2 separate regions of the Mus musculus genome follow, and region 2 is linked to region 1. A link is a loop called in an ENCODE intact Hi-C map of the cell type or tissue named here. Cell type or tissue: heart. All regions are shown on one strand.

Evidence for each region. Hi-C counts contacts between places; a loop is a spot of excess contacts. Peaks named below come from ENCODE experiments on the same cell type or tissue, not always from the same donor. Only the 100,000 strongest peaks of a DNase experiment are listed, where the experiment ranks them.
Region 2: it touches region 1 in a loop (2.3-fold over the local background); 4 of 42 quality-filtered maps call a loop at or near these places.

What each region holds. Positions count from the first base shown.
Region 1 is chr1:189,162,380-189,170,379 of GRCm38, reverse strand. No RefSeq gene overlaps it. Among named protein-coding and RNA genes, the nearest start is that of Gm36561, 130 kb to the right of the region's middle. In heart, no CTCF peak of the experiment used is centred here; DNase peaks (open chromatin) are centred at 4,999 and 5,939.
Region 2 is chr1:189,043,652-189,051,651 of GRCm38, reverse strand. No RefSeq gene overlaps it. Among named protein-coding and RNA genes, the nearest start is that of Gm36561, 13 kb to the right of the region's middle. In heart, no CTCF peak of the experiment used is centred here; no DNase peak of the experiment used is centred here.

The DNA of each region.
Region 1 (8,000 bases):
AGATGCTGAGAGAAATCAGGAGAACAGAAAATTCCCAAGAAAAGGGGGAGCGGCCAGTGCCGCAGGACCTGTGTCTCTGAGGTCCTGTGTCTATGCCACCATATGCCCCCAGGCACAGGAAACGTTAGAACTTCTTGTATACCTGACATGCTGACTTGTGAATGCAGAGAAGATGTGAGTGAGCGAGTTTACTCTCTCAAATATGCACATTTTCAAAAAATACCAGGCTGGCTCTGGATCCTGAAAAAAATAATCTTGAATATTAATTAGATTATCCCCAGTTCTCCACGTCTCTTTCTAGTTGTGATCTGTTCTTTACCTTACTGCTTCCTCTAGTTCCTCTGTTCATTGACTTCCTTTATTTGCTTTTGTTTGGTTAGGTCGTTTGTGCGTGTTTACCCTGGGAATGTAAGCAATACATTATTTCAATTGTTTTTCCCTGACCAGTAACAACCGCCACTCCAGAATACTATCTGGAGCTCTGGCTTTTTTTTCCACTAAAGTGAAAGAAATTGTCTCTTAAGACCACGGACCTAGTTTTAAACCTTACTGTGTCTGGCAAGATATTATCAACAACTACTGCCTGCCTCTGACTTCTGAATTCCGGTGGTCCAGGCTCTTCTGATGCCTTTTGCATTCAGGGTTGACACTATAATCATATTTTCTCATCCAGGTCCCAGCAGACAAGTAATGTTCAAGACCTCAGAGTGAATTAGAGGAGACGTGGAAAAGATAATTGGGTTGGTGGCGACTAAATGGCTTTTAAAGGCACCAAGGTGTTGACGGGGGAGAAGGATCCCAGTGAGTTAAGCAAGACTCAGGTCACCCAGGAAATCGCCCTTACTCATTTGCAGCTTTTCACTTTCTAATTTGATAATTTAAGAAAAGATTCTAGAGCTGGGCGTGGTGGCACATGCCTTTAATCCCAGCACTCCGGAGGCAGAGGCAGGCAGATTTCTGAGTTCGAGGCCAGCCTGGTCTACAAAGTGAGTTCCAGGACAGCCAGGGCTATACAGAGAAACCCTGTCTCGGAAAAAAGAAGAAGAAGAAGAAGGAGAAGGAGGAGGAGGAGGAGGAGGAGGAGGAGGAGGAGGAGGAGGAGGAGGAGAAGAAGAAGAAGAAGAAGAAAAAGAAGAAGAAGAAGAAGAAGAAGAAGAAGAAGAAGAAGAAGAAGAAGAAGAAGAAGAAGAAGAAGAAGAAGAAGAAGAAGAAGAAAAGATTCTAGAATGCAAATTTTAAATTGAGACATTTGACCCATTGCTAGCTGTGTCCTTGTACCTGTTGCATGGCCAGGATGAAAGTATCATTCAAAATCTCAGCTTGGGGAAAAAAAAAGTCTGATCCTGAGTTTGTGACTTTCCTATGTCTCTTAGTCAACTACTTCTTAGAAAGGGATTCTTGTTGATATAAAATCTTCACCAGCTGTTTCCATTCACTCTTATGTTGAAATCACCAACAAGATGAGAATCGAACACAGAACTGAGAAAATAAAACACATTAGTGGTTGTGTCCAGAAAACACAAATGTAATGTTGCCTTTCCCTGGTAGAAGCACAGAAATATCCTTGCAAGCCAGGAAGGGCAAATCTGAGAGCAAAGTCTCCCCTCTACCTTGTCCACTACTGCACATTTTCCTGGTGTCCTAGAGGGTGGGAACTTGATTCTCGGGTAAAATCCAACTCAATTCTATGGAGTGTGAGGATCCCCCTCACCCAGAATACTCAGAATATGATGGGGGGGGCTGTCTTTGAAATTTTAAGTTCTCTTTGAGTACTTAAAAACATAGAGTTGTTTTGTAAATAGCCAAAGATTGGAAAGTCCCACAGGACCACTGCCCAAGTTGATAGCATGTACAATAAGTAAAAACTAGTGAGTGTGTGTTTGGAGCGTGACGTGAGTCTTGTTGCACAGTGTGGGTGGTTGCCGCAGTAGATGCCATTTGTGATAGACCCCACATGCTGCTCTTCTTTCTCCCTTGAAGTCATAGCTCAGGTTTTGCTCTAACATCTATACTTTATTCACAGGACTCACCACATCTACGTTCCTTTCTCACTGCTGTGAATGCATTTATGGGAGAGTGTATAACCCGGATCTGACCAGAGAGAAACAAAAGAGGTTGGGCTAATGAGATAGATTTTACAGCTCTTCTTTTTGCTTCTGGACATTGTTGGCTCTAGACATGGCTCCTTTTTCATGCATGAGGATGTTTGGTCTGGAGTCCAATCTGGCACATACTCTAGCGGATAAGAGAGGTGTTGAACTGTTGAGACACGTGGTCTGGAAGCACACTTTTCTTGGGGGAGGCAATTTTTGGAGTGCCATGTTTTCCCTTATGAACATTGTGTTTGTTTTTAGAAAGGGTATCACTATTTAGCCCAGGTTGGCCAACAATTTGAGCTCCTTCTCTTTCAACCTCCTGAGTAGGTATGTGACCATGCGTGGGACACAGGACAAAAACCCAGGCTTGGATAATCCTAGCCAATTTGTCCTGACAAAGACTTAATTCTAAAGCCCTTTACTGTATCGCTGACTGAAAGAATGCCTCTGTTAGCATCCTTGAAATCATCCTTGAGGCTGATGCAGATGAGTCCCTCTCTTTGGTCTACAGCACCACACCCGTATCACATCCTAGATCTCATTTCCTGACACTGTTGGCCTTGCTTTCTTGGCCGCACCGTTGAGGCTCCTCTGAAGAGGTCGAATGGGCTTTGACATTCAGTGTCACAGTGTCACTCCACACACTCCCTCTCTCAGCCCGAATGTGCTTCTGTCAAATCCTGGTTTGGCTGTCATCTCATCTGTCACTATCCTCCCTACTATTTGCTTTGACTTACATTATTTTATATCTTCATTTAAAAAGAATTGTCCCTACCCATCCTGGCTAATTGTCCATATGAGCTTTGCTTTGTCATAACAAGGTCCTTAAAACTGTAGGGACTGACACACTTGAACCTTGAACAAAAGCTGACAGTCGTGGCAATGGCAGGACCTGTGATGTGTGCCAAATGCTTCTTTCCAGAGACTTCCAGTTCAGCAATGTCATGAAAGACAAGTCCAAGTGTTTGACTTCATTAGGATTTCATTGATAAATCTTCTGCTATGTTGATCGTTGTCCTAGTTAGGGTTACCACCTGCCTACCTACCATCTATCTATTGTGTATCACTCATATTGGTCTGACTGTCTATCTCAGAAACCATGTGTTGATATTAATATCTCTACTTCCAATATAATATAAGACAGTTGCTTCTAACTGTGTTTTCACATTGTCTTAGTCTATTGCTGTGATGAAACACCATGACCAAAGCAACTTGGGGTGGAAAGGGTTTACTAGGCTTAAACTTCCATATCAGTGTTCATCACTGAAGGAAGTCAGAGCCGACGCAGAGGCCGTGAAGGATGCTGCTTATTAGCCTGGTTCCATGGCTTGCTCAGCCTGCTTTCTTATAGAATGCAAGACCACCAGCCAAGAAATGGCACCACCCACAATCAGCTGGGCCCTTCTCCCAAAAATGCCCTACAGACTTGCCTACAGCCCAATCTTATGGAAACATTTTCTGAATTGAGGCTCTCTCCTCCATGCTATCTCTTACTTGTGTCAAGTTGACATAAAGCTATCCAATACAATAGTACAGGTATGTATAGACCTCAAATAGTCTTTTCCATTATGACATCTTAGTCAGGGTTTCTATTTCTGCACAAACATCATGACGAAGAAGCAAGTTGGGGAGGAAAGGGTTTATTCGGCTTACACTTCCACACTGCTGTTCATCACCAAAGGAAGTCAGGACTGGAACTCAAGCAGGTCAGGAAGCAGGAGCTGATGCAGAGGCCATGGAGGGATGTTCCTTACTGGCTTGCCTCCCCTGGCATGCTCAATTTGTTCTCTTATAGAACCCAAGACTACAAGCTCAGGGATGGCACCACCTACAATGGGCCCTCCCACCTTTGTCACCAACTGAAAAAATGCCCCACAGCTGGACCTCATGGAGGCACTTCCCCAACTGAAGCTCCTTTCTCTGTGATAACTCCAGCCTGTGTCAAGTTGACACACAAAACCGGCCAGTACAACATCTGAACACAATCTAATAATAACAAAACCTGTTGATCTCAGCAGCTGCTGCATTCAAAGTATTTTTGATACTTCAGATTATCAATGTGGACATTTCTGGGTAGTCCTTATTGGACACCACTGGTGAATTACTTAGTTCTTCCCGGTAACACGGCGGAGCATTGTGAGTCTCGATGGCTGTGGGATGGTCGCTCGAGCAAACACCCAGGGCAGGAAGAATAGGGATTGTCCTTGATGTAATGCCCCTTGACATTTGGAAATGTGGGTTGCGTGAGCGGCTGCTACACAAGCAAATCTGGTACATTCCATCTCTGTGCTGAGCATAGGTCTGGCCTGAAAACTGATGCCCAAACCATATGTCTGGGAAAGCAAGCATTCCTCACATTCATCAAAAGCTCATCCTGGCAATCGAAGCTAGTAGGGCTGGACACATATGTGTCTGCATGGTCTATAGTGAGGAAACCACACTGGATATATATAGAAAGCATTGAAATGTTGGATATATTTATAGAAATGTCTGTGGAACATGCAGTTATTTTTAACAAGAAAGGCTTGAAGTCGTTCAGTGCACATGCATAATTGTACTACAAGTAAAGCGATGGATCCTAACACGATCCACATTTGCAGATACCATCCAGTCACTTCGGAGTCAAGTGCATACTGGGCATGGGAGAGGCAAGGGATTTCACAGAAACGATCTGATAAGCCTGGACCATGATCTGAGGAAACACGCAGGCCTGGTTGGTGTTGGCAGAGAGAGCAGATGTGCTCTAAAGGCTATTCCGTGCTCAGCTGCATGCAGACGACAACCTTGTTGAATTGAATTCTTCTCTTCTTTGTAGATTGTACCTACAGATGAGACTGAATTTTTTTTAATGGTTTTAGAAAACTTTCCACTGATAGGGGAACAGGAAATGAGCTAACCAGCTGCTTGCACACTGCTCTGTTGCAAACCTTGCTTGTGAAGACAAGTGACATCAGCAGGAGACCTGACCTCTGAGGGAGAAGTTCCAGAAGTGGACCACACTGTTCCCTGGGGTGGGGTTCTGGATAAGTCGGCTAAGCACAGTCGCTTCCCATTCTCTGCTTTTTGCCGATGAGGTGTGACAAGCTGCTGTAAATTCCTATTGCCACTCCTGCCTCACCGTGATGAACAAGGAGCTGAAATGAACCTGCCCTGCCTTTTATTGCAGGAGCAGAGGAACACTGAGCATAGGAGTTCCCATGGCTCCTGTTTATAAACAGTCCTCTAACTCAGTGTCAGACATGGAACCCACAGACACTCTTCCATATTACCCAAACATGAGAGGCAGAAAGTGAGAAGAACCCAGAGGGCAGACGATCGCTATGGACACAAGATTTGCATCTTTTTAAAGACTGTAAACTTTGAATCGGGCCCAAAGCCCAGAAAGGATGTGAGAATACAGGGAAGGAATGCCAAAGTGGACGGTGATGGTAGAGTTGAGATGCTATAGAGAAGTTTCAAACTTGAAGCTGCTGGTAGAAGCAGGGTTTGGGGTCTCAAATACAAGACTGTGATCACACCTGCTTGTTCATTTAAATATTTTTATTTACTTATTTATGTATATGTATATGAGTGTATGTGTGTGTGACCATGTGTGTTCGTGTGTGTGTGTGTGTGTGTGTGTGTGCATGTGCGTGTGCGCAAGTGTGTGCATGCATGCACGCACGTGTGGTGGGTGCTAATAGAGTCCAGAAGAGGGTGTTGGATCCCATATGGTAGGAGGTACATGGGGTTCTACACTCCCTAGTGTGGGTTCTTGGAAACAAACCCCAGTTCTCTGAAAGAATAAGAAGTGCTCTTAATGTCTGAGCCATCTCCAGCCCCACAACATCTGTTTGTTCCTCTGGCCTCCCAGAACCTGAAACAGAGCTTGGAATATAGTAGATACTTGCCAAATTCAGAATTCAGCACCAAAACACAGGCAGAATTGAAGAGGGATCTCAAAATGCCAAAATACTGGCCTGAAGCTGAGGGGCAGATGAGATTTCAGTGTTTACTGTATTTGTGTTTGCACAGCCTAAACAGTGACACAGAAACAGAGACATCACAGCTGTCCCCATGGATGACAAGTTCAGAAGCCTGAAAGCAGAAAGCTTCCCTTAAACCTGACAGAATACTGAAGCCTCAGAGACATTGTCAGCCTGGAATCTGAATGGGAGAATGCAGAGAGTCACAGTTGGGTGTGCCTATGGGGGACAGAAAGTCGGAGGAGCTGTCCTTGTTGAGAAATGTATGTGACCATTTTATCAATCAGAGAAGGTGATTGACAAGCCCATTTCCCCCAGGTTTTCCCTCTGGAATTGTAATCAGGGTCTCAGGGCAAACAGTTGAGGAAAATCTTGTGTTTCTAGTAGGTCAGGAGAAAATTACCGGTTTTGAAGTATGACAGGACATTCGCCATAATCAAGCTTTTATAAAGCAGGAAACAGCTTACCCTAGGCTCTACCTGATGCTACTCCAGCCTTGTCTGGCATCCCTGTCTGGTCTATGGTAGAGATGAGATAAGAAAAGCTACTGAAAATTAACTCTATCAAGCCACCCAAAGACTGGGCTTGATCACATGGCTGCAACCCAGAGTACCTCTCCCATAGACTCATACCACAGTGATGGGGGTTCCTCAGAGAAACCTCACTAAACACCAGTAGATTGTAGCTGAAAGATCAACAAGATGCCGTCACCATGTAAGAAAGAATTGATATCAAAACCCAAAGACAACAGGGATGAGAAAACAAAAATAAGAAAAGAGAAAGGAAAAGTGTGTTAGGTTTAGTACAGCTATGGCAAGACATGAAATGTCTCAAGGCTAGCCAGATTGACCCCACAGGGTACAGCTGTTTACCTTCACTCTGCCTGCATTAAAATCAAATTGACCATGATAGACACGTATAAGGCATGCCAGCAGACAAGGACCAACACCTGACATCAGCTGGAGAGTCATATAGAGCACAACTTTTGAAAACACCACACAAGGGCTATAAAATAACTCTGGTCAACCTGTAATAGCTCAAATGGAAAAAGCATGTAAAAATTACTTCCCATGTAGAGATGGAAACTTTGAAAGAGAACAAAAGGGAAAAGCTAGAGATGAAAACCAACATAACTGAAATGGAGAATGAATTTGCAGGCTTCCTGGCCAACTGGATCATCATTGGAGACAGGGAGTTTGGACATATGCTACTAGAAGTTTCCCAAAGTTAACTGCAAAGAAAAATAAATAAATACCCATACCCCCTGAGTATACACGTAGCAAGGATCTTATAAAAAAAAAGAAAGAAAGAAATGCGTATATATATTATAAATGCATATATATTACTTTATAACTTTCTGTAGACTTTATGTGTACATAATGTATAGTAGAGTACTCTCCAGAAATCAAATTTGTAAAACTTTTATATACATGGACGTAAATACTTCTCAAAACAACTACATAGGGTAAATACAACTGTCCTTATTTTATAGCTATTCAGTTTCCTAAGATACTTCAAGGAATGAGGAAGCAGGAAATAGATGAGCAGGAGCTAAAATCACAAATCCATAAGTAAGAGAAGTCAGGGAATTTACACATTACAAAACTCGAGTTCTGGCAGATTGTAAAGGCTGGGATTATCATCCCAGCTTCTTCAGTGATCCATCTGTGACCTGGAGGACACAAAATGGAGACTTGGCTGAGCCACTGGGTCACAGACATAATTATGCAAAGCACTGAAGGAGCCAAAGGATCTTGGCCACTTGAAGGTGATACATCTTATGTTTTGAGCCCTAGTAGGGAAGGGCACAGAGCAGAGACAAGAGCCAGTCTGTCAGAGACAATCTGAGTCCTCAGATGCAAGGCCAAGGACCAAGAACCATTCCTCTACACACCTGCCACGACCATCTATCAGTATGGATGGGAACTCATTGTATTCT
Region 2 (8,000 bases), 120 kb after region 1:
CCAGAACAGCCCCCCACAGCAATCCACATATCGGGAACTGCCATGGAGAGGATGGAATGGTTCGTAACCATGGATACTTCACAGTTTCCTGTGCCCAATCACATTATAATCCCTAGTGACTAGTGAGTGGCACTTAGAAAACTTTCCTATGGTATGATTGTATAAAACATGTTATGGTCACACACAAAAAATTAACCAATTATAGTTGTATTCTTGACAAATCACTTTTATTTAAAAGATGAGGTCTGGGGAAATGGCCCCACGGGTAAGACCACTAGCTTTTCTGGCAGAAAATCCAGTTTGGGTTCCCAGCACCTACTTGGCAATTCGCACAACCATCTTCAACTCTGGTTCCAGGAGATCTGATGCCCTCTTTTGGCCTTTGCAGACACTATACACATGTAGTTCATGTACAAACATGTAGGCCAGTCATGCTTGTAAAATAAAAACAAGTAAATCTTAAATATTTTTGTTGAAAGAGAGATATTTCAAAACCTAAAATTTGGGAGACAAGGCCTAAAGGCAGTAATCCTCATCTACATTTTTTTTCAAATGTGAGAAGCCTTATAAAAGTCTGAAACCGAAATCACATTGAATCACTCGTGTTAGGAGCTGTGTGTGCTGTCTTTGATGAGTGTTTTTAATGTAGCACCATGTTATCTTTGAGTGTCTGGTCATGGTTCTGGTCTTCTACAAAGGCTAAGACAGAGGGGGTGATGGCAGACAGTCAGGAAGTGGAGATGCCTTTGAAGTTGGAATTGAAACAAACCAGAATCAAAAAGAGAGAGACAGACAGACAGACAGGAGATCTGGGCCCCGGAGACCACTCAGTTAGAATTTTCCCTACCCCTCAGGCTGTTGAACTTCAGGACAAGCTCCCATCTTCTGGCTGCTTCTTCCCTTTCTTTTTTTTTTTTTTTTCTTCTTCTTCTGACTTAAGCAAATGCTTCCAGCCTCATGCAAGAGGTCTCTATTCATGGTACAGACTCGGTGCACACTGTTAAACCAGACACGTTTCATATCCTTTTAATCCTATTATGTAGTCTGAAGGCTAAAGTTATTACAAAGCTTTATTATTCCCACAGAGAGAAAAAGTCTTATCCTTGAACTTGAAGGTGTACAGGAGAGCCAGGTGAGACTATTAAGCCCCTGTAAGTGCCTCATTATCACTGCTAAGGAAATGAATGGCGTTTTGATGATTCTCTGCTGTTTTCCGGCATGAGGTCTGGGTTTCATATTTATTGACACTTTTATAGTTGACCTTCAAACTGGTTGACAGATTTCCCCAGTAGTGTTTCACAATAAGAAATAAATCATGGTGGCTGACAACAGTGGGCTGTTCATTGTTCCTACTCCATGTGGCCTTTGCTGTGATATTTATTATTCTCCACTAACATAAACCACTAAGAGCAGATTAGTGTACATTAGCCTACGAACTATGTTAGAGATACAATGTATTCAGTATTATTGGAATTAGAGAAAATGGACAAGGAACTAAAGGTGAGAAATTGGTTCTCTAAAATAACCTTAACTAAAATGCCCATGATTCTGTATTGGATGTCTAGAGATCCTGGAAAATGTGGACTAGCATTTACCAGTAAAGACTCTATATGAATTGACTTTGTTAGTTTTAAAAAGACTTGCTCGTTAATTATTTTATTTGCATCTATTTGCTTCTGAGACTTAGTGTACATCACTGGAACACAGGAACAAGCGGAGAGCAGATCCATGGAGCTGCAGTTGCAGGCAGTTGTTAGCCTGGCATGTAGGGGCGGGGAATCAATCAACCCTGAGTCTTGTTTAAGAGCAGTAAGCTCTCCCAGCCACTGAGTCATCTCTCCAGCCCTAGTGTTCTGTTTTCAAGAAAATACAGATATAGGAAACGTGCTGAACTTTCCTTTCTTTCTATCGTTTTCTTTAATAACTGGCTTCCCTAATTTCGTGTTTTTTATGCATAAGCCAGCTCTTCAGACATGGGCACGAACAAGCTGTGTGTGCCTAGGGTTTACATACTTTTGAAGCATATTTTAGGATTTGTAGAACATTGTTAGAAAAATGAGGACGAAAAATCATTTTTAAAACCACCAAAAGGTTCCTGACCTTTCGAGCCAGAGCTTTTCTGTGTGGCCGCTCATGAATTTGAGTTCTTCCCTGGGATTATGATACTTTGTTGGTGAATGTATTCCCATGAAACATAAGACAGTATAAGATGATCTGCACACCGATTGTACAGTGGGTAATGGTATTCGATTCACAAAACGGAGGCTGGTGAGGTGGCTTGATGGTCACTTGACACCAAGTGTGTCTGACCATTGATAGTGGAAAAGAACTGGCGCATTCAGGCTGGTCTCTGACCTCCCAACAGGTGCCACAGCAAAGGCATGTCATGCCACATGCATACACATACACACACACAGAGAAGACATACATAAATTAAAACATTGAAATTGATGAGTTAAAATGCTTGCTAAACACCTAAGCAGGGCCTGGAGAGATGGCTTAGTGGCTATGAGTACTGGTTGCTTTTCCAGAGGACCCCTGTTCTATTCCCAGCACCCACATGATGGCTCACAGCTGTCTGAAAATCCAGTTCCAGGGGATTCGACACCCTCTTCTGGTGTCTGCATGCCTGCACGCATATGACACATAGACGTGTATATATAGGCAAAAATACTTGTACACAGACAATCAATAAGCTTTTTGAATGCTTAACCAAAGCCCTCTGGGTGTTTTGCCAAAAAGAAGCAAAGGACTGAAGAAAGTGTCAGAATGAATATTTTTTTCCAAAATGCAAAAAAGAGTTATGAAAGAGAGACTGCAATCTCATGAATTCTAAAAGTAGCTGGAGTTATTATACATTTCCAGTATGTACTTTGACTAAAAATTTCAGCTTTCTTTATCTCCCCAATGTTAGAGATAATGTATATGAAATTGCTTTTTAAGAAAAAAGAGGAGGAAGAACTATGTGTATCTAAACAGAACTTTCCTGGTTGTAAAAATTTGAAGAGCTTGGCACACAGCACCAAGATGGAGACAACAGTAGAGTTTCCTTCCCTGGGTGCTTTTTAAAGTAGAACAAAGAGCCATCTGGACCCCTTCCCAAGCAGAGGGTATCAGTGGGCACAACTTCTGAGATGCCTGCTCATTTCACTGTGGTACAAACTGTCTAAGCTTGCAGGATTAATCCTGGTGCCCCGCAAGCTGTCTTGCATTTGGACATTTTATTTCTCTTTTCTGAAGCAAGGCAAAACCCAATCTGTGCAGTAAATGATAACTCTGGGCTTTCGTACTGTAGACTTTTTCTCCTTATTTCTTTGCTGCCTAGCCTAAGATGAGTAGCAATGCTTCACCCGAGGGAGCTGTGTTACATCCTGTTCCAAGAACAGATGAATCTTGTTCCCTGTTGTTGATACTCTCTGATTACTGTCCACTTGTGCTTCTTTAGACTGCAACATCAGGATGGATACAGAATTTCTGTACACTCGCCATCGTGGTGGTCAAGTGTGGAGCCTGAAAGCTCATGGGCTCCCTGCCCAGAATGTGTTGAAGCCTAGTGTATTACTTTTGTCAGTGCTATGATAAAGGTGGATTAAGGAGAGAAGAGGGTATTATTTGTGCTGGTTTGAATGTGCTTGGCCCAGGGCATGGCACTATTGGGAGGTGTGGTCTTGTTGGATAGGTGTGGCCTTGTTGGAGGAATTATGTCACTGTGGGGGTGGACTGTGAAGACTTCCTCTTAGCCACATGGGAGCCAGTCTGTGCCTGGCTTCCTTTGGATGAAGATGTAGAACTAGCAGCTCTTTCAACCTCACATCTGCCTTGATACTGCTATGTTCCCACCTTGATGATAACGGACTGAACCTCTGAACCTCTAAGCCTGCCCCAACTAAACGTTGTCCTTTAAAAGAGTTGCCTTGGTTATGGGGTCTGTTCATAGCAGTAAAACCCTAACTAAGACATCACTGTTCAAATGTTGAAGATATGTACAGTTCATTATGGGGAAGAAGCCTGGAGGGAACTGGAGGAAATATTTCATCTATAGTCAAGAAGCAGAAAGAAAGGAATGAGGGTGTTCCACTATCATTCTCTATTTCTTCCAGGACTGGAGGCCATCAGTGGCAATACCACACTTAGAGTGGGTCTTCCTCCCTCAGTTAACCTTATCTAGAAACACCCTCACAGACTCGTCCAAATGTCTCCTACATGAGTCTAGACCTATCAAGCTGAGAGTCAATATTAATCATCACACCTCTCCTTGGAGAATGACTCATGGGTAGGCTCTCACTAGGCTAATCAACACAAGGCAAATTTTTCACTATCGTTTTCAGTTTAGGTGAGGAAATTCAGGAGTAATGAGCTGTGTGACTATGTGCTTGGCCAGTTACCTTGGACCATAATGACTGTGTAATCTACCATCCAAACTTTGGATGGATTCTTTGGAGGATAAAATAAGGAGATGGAAGCCTCATTAATATTAGCTCCAACAACCTGCAGACATAGGCAGACAAGGGAAACCAGGAAATAAACTGTCCTTATCTGAACTTTTGCTCCAGTGAAAAAAACACAAGAAGGACCTCCGGTGGTGACAAGATTGTAGAAACAGATGGTCCTCGGTCTCACTTATTTGCATAAGGGAAGTCATGGGGGTGGGGAGCTGTAGGGATGATAGCACAAAGCATTCAGTGCTCTGCAGAGGACCCAGGTTTCATCCCCAGCACCCACATGGTGGTGAATAACCATAGGTAACTACAGTCTCAGGGAGATAAAGCACGGCCTTCTAGGGCCACATGCAGTGCACTGACATACACAAAGAAATAAAATAATTCAGAAAAATTGTAAAGAAGCTAATGGGAAAGTAAAGACCACAGCCTTCATTGCAAAGGCTCTTTATTCTGACATAATGCGTAGAATCCTTCCCTTTTAATTCAAATAATGGATGCCTTTTCTATAATTAAATTCACTTTTATTTTTATAGTTTCCATTTGCCTGAGTCTACTTGTAAAATTTTGCATAAGTCACTCTAAACACAGCAGCATAAAACGGCAACAGCCATTTGTTCTTGCTTCGATTCCTGGGGATTGACTTGGCACAGCTGAGCAGCTCTCAGCCTGTGACTGTCTAGGAAGTTATAGCGAGATGGAGCTGGCTGTTGGTGTCATCTCATGAGCTTCTGTTCCCATGTAACTGACAGAAAACTCTGCCTGCTAGCCAGGACCTCAACTGCTCTGCCAGGCAATAACATGTGTAGAAGGCCTTTGCATGCAACCTGAGCTTCCTCAGAGTGAAATCTAGGTCTCAAGAGCAAGTGTGGTATGAAAGAGGCAAGAGCAAGCTGTCCCTGCTCTTGGTTGTCACAGAGAGCTTTGTTACAATGGGGGATGACAGTCTCAAAAGGAAGGGGCATAAATACCACCTTCTGACAGGAATCGGAAGGTCACGTAGGACGAGCCTATGGTGAGATGGGAGAAATTGACATGATGCCTCTAGAAAACACGCTGTGTGCACATGAAGTCTAGGAGATACGGAAGAAAATTTAAGAATATTCTAAATGCTTTTTGCAACCTCATCATTCTTTCTAAATAATTTAGAGGAGATTTGGGTGGACTTTTAAAAATTAAACAATAAAGATTTCAAATTCAGTAGACGACTAGTGGCCACCATTCTCAATGAGGTTCATTCAATCTCAACCTGCATTTTATCCTCTATTAACCCCTGCCATTGTCTCTGAAACATCACCCTTGCCATTCATCTTCCATCCCTGCTGTCCATCTGAGACACCAGCTGAGTTTCTCTGTGTAACTCAAAGCAGCAAATTCAAGTCAAAAAATGCTTCACTCAGTTCCCACCTAGTGAAAGGTCAAATATTTCTGTATAGACAAAATGCTGAATGGACAATATCCTACCTCCCTTCAGAGATGTCAGACCAAAATATATTTTATGTTTATATCATTTCTCAGTAGTTTATATTATCTCCTAACTTTATACCAAAGAAATTACCAATATAAGAGCCATTAACATTTCCTTGTGTAGCCCAAACTCTGGATTCTTGATGCATCCAAACTCAGGAGTGCAGGGAAAGCCTAAGGGATTCAGTGAATTCGTGTCATTTTGTCTTCAAGAAAATGTAGTAGGTGACAGAGACTCCTCAATTGGTACAGCTGTCCTCACTTGGGGACAACCATAAAAATAGCACTGATAATGTACTAGTATTAGAACTAACTTTAAATTCCTTTATATGGCCTTTAATTCTGAGAATGAATCATAGGTCTCAGAAGAACTTGTGTCAGTATTCATTTGAGTGTGGAAAAGAGCATTTTAGATCGATTAGAATCGGTCCATAACAAGTGCTAACTTTAACTGTACTCGAAATCACCAGGGTTTGACTTCTTGGGAATAAGCAAGGCTAAAATTTTGATTTTCACCCCAGGTTATTTTGTACAGAATCTCCATTCCAAATTCCACACTCAAAGTCAAGTTCAAAGCTCAAGACTGCTGGGTGTCGAGGAGGGAGCTGACATCAGCGGTGAGCACAGGGCAGCAAAGAGACAAGGTTGCAGTGCATATTGTGTATTGGTGCCTGGGATCAGAGAGGCTGTAGGACAAGAAGGGGGGTTAAGAATCAGGACCTCCAGGTACCGTGAGGCTGGGCAAGAAGACTTGTATAAAGTTCCTGGTTTTGAAAATTTTATGTTAATCCAACCTTCTATATATCCTTGAAGATATATAGAAGTAGTTGGAGCCCCAGAAGCCATAGTTTCTTGCCTCTTTCATAGTCTCTGATGGAATTCTAATTGTGCAGTAATGTTATAAATTCATTCTCACTCTATACTGGCTTGGAAAGATGGTGTTTGCGAATAGGTCGTAGGACATTTTCCTGACTCATTTCATCACAGTGGGAAGATTGTCAACTGCCATAAACACCTGGTCGTGTACTCTCTTTAGTTAACCAGCTTTCGTTTAACTAAATGTTCATGAAACATATTTGGTTTTTACATTGCAGTTTTTAAATACAGCAATATACTTTTATTTCTAGAAAAAAATCATTGTTGTGCCAGTTGTTAGCAAGCAACATAGTAATAACAAAAAAGAAAGGCATGGGTTAGAAGTCTGAATCTACAGTTCCCTAGTGTCTCTCTCCAGATGGAGTATCTAACCTCTCAGAGAGCTTTTTCTCAACTGTAAGCCAAGAGAGAGCCAAGTGCCTGTTGACCATTGCTGTACCATGAACACACTTAGCATCATGTGGTTTTCATAACAAATATTTGGCTAAAATACATAAATTCATAGGAATATGAGCAGTGCTTGATTGGGCAAAGAAATTCCTTGTGAGGGGAAAGATGGAGAGAGATTTAAATGTGCAAGGGGGTTCCTTGTATAGAAGTCTACTTAATACTGGTAAGTATGCTCTGTGAGCCTTCTGATTAAGAAAATGGATTTGCAAGTTTTTGGTGGCTCTTTGCTGTTCAGCAGAGGTGGGAGAGCTGAGTGTTTGGCTCCCAAGTGTGGTGTCTTCAACTAACAGATGTATCTCCTCCCAGCCTCAAGACTCTGCCAGGCAGTGGTTTTGCTTTCTCTCCCTCTTCTCTAGGCCACTTCTCTGTGATTGGTGGAGGACTTCTGTTTCTATGTCAGTTTTTCTTGATACCCCGGCTTCTTCCATCATCTTTTAAGGAGACCTCACAGTGCCTTGAGGACGCTAGTCTTGTCGCGCATCAATGTACTCTATGGTAATAATGATAACTAATTTTTTTATTGGACTTTGAGCCCAGTGTCAGGCTTCAAAGAACCTCGCCAGTAAACATTACCCCCACTTAAAAATGTTTTTAAGTGAGAAATTGATTTTTTTTTCTTTCATTTTGCTCTTTGCAAAGCATTTTGCTAAGGGAGCTAAGCAACAACTCAAGTCTATCCGGGTTCAGAAGCAGTTCCTTTTGACGACTGGAATCATGACCTTCACTCTCGTGACCTTCACCTTCCACTGGAATGTGTTTCTTCATTTC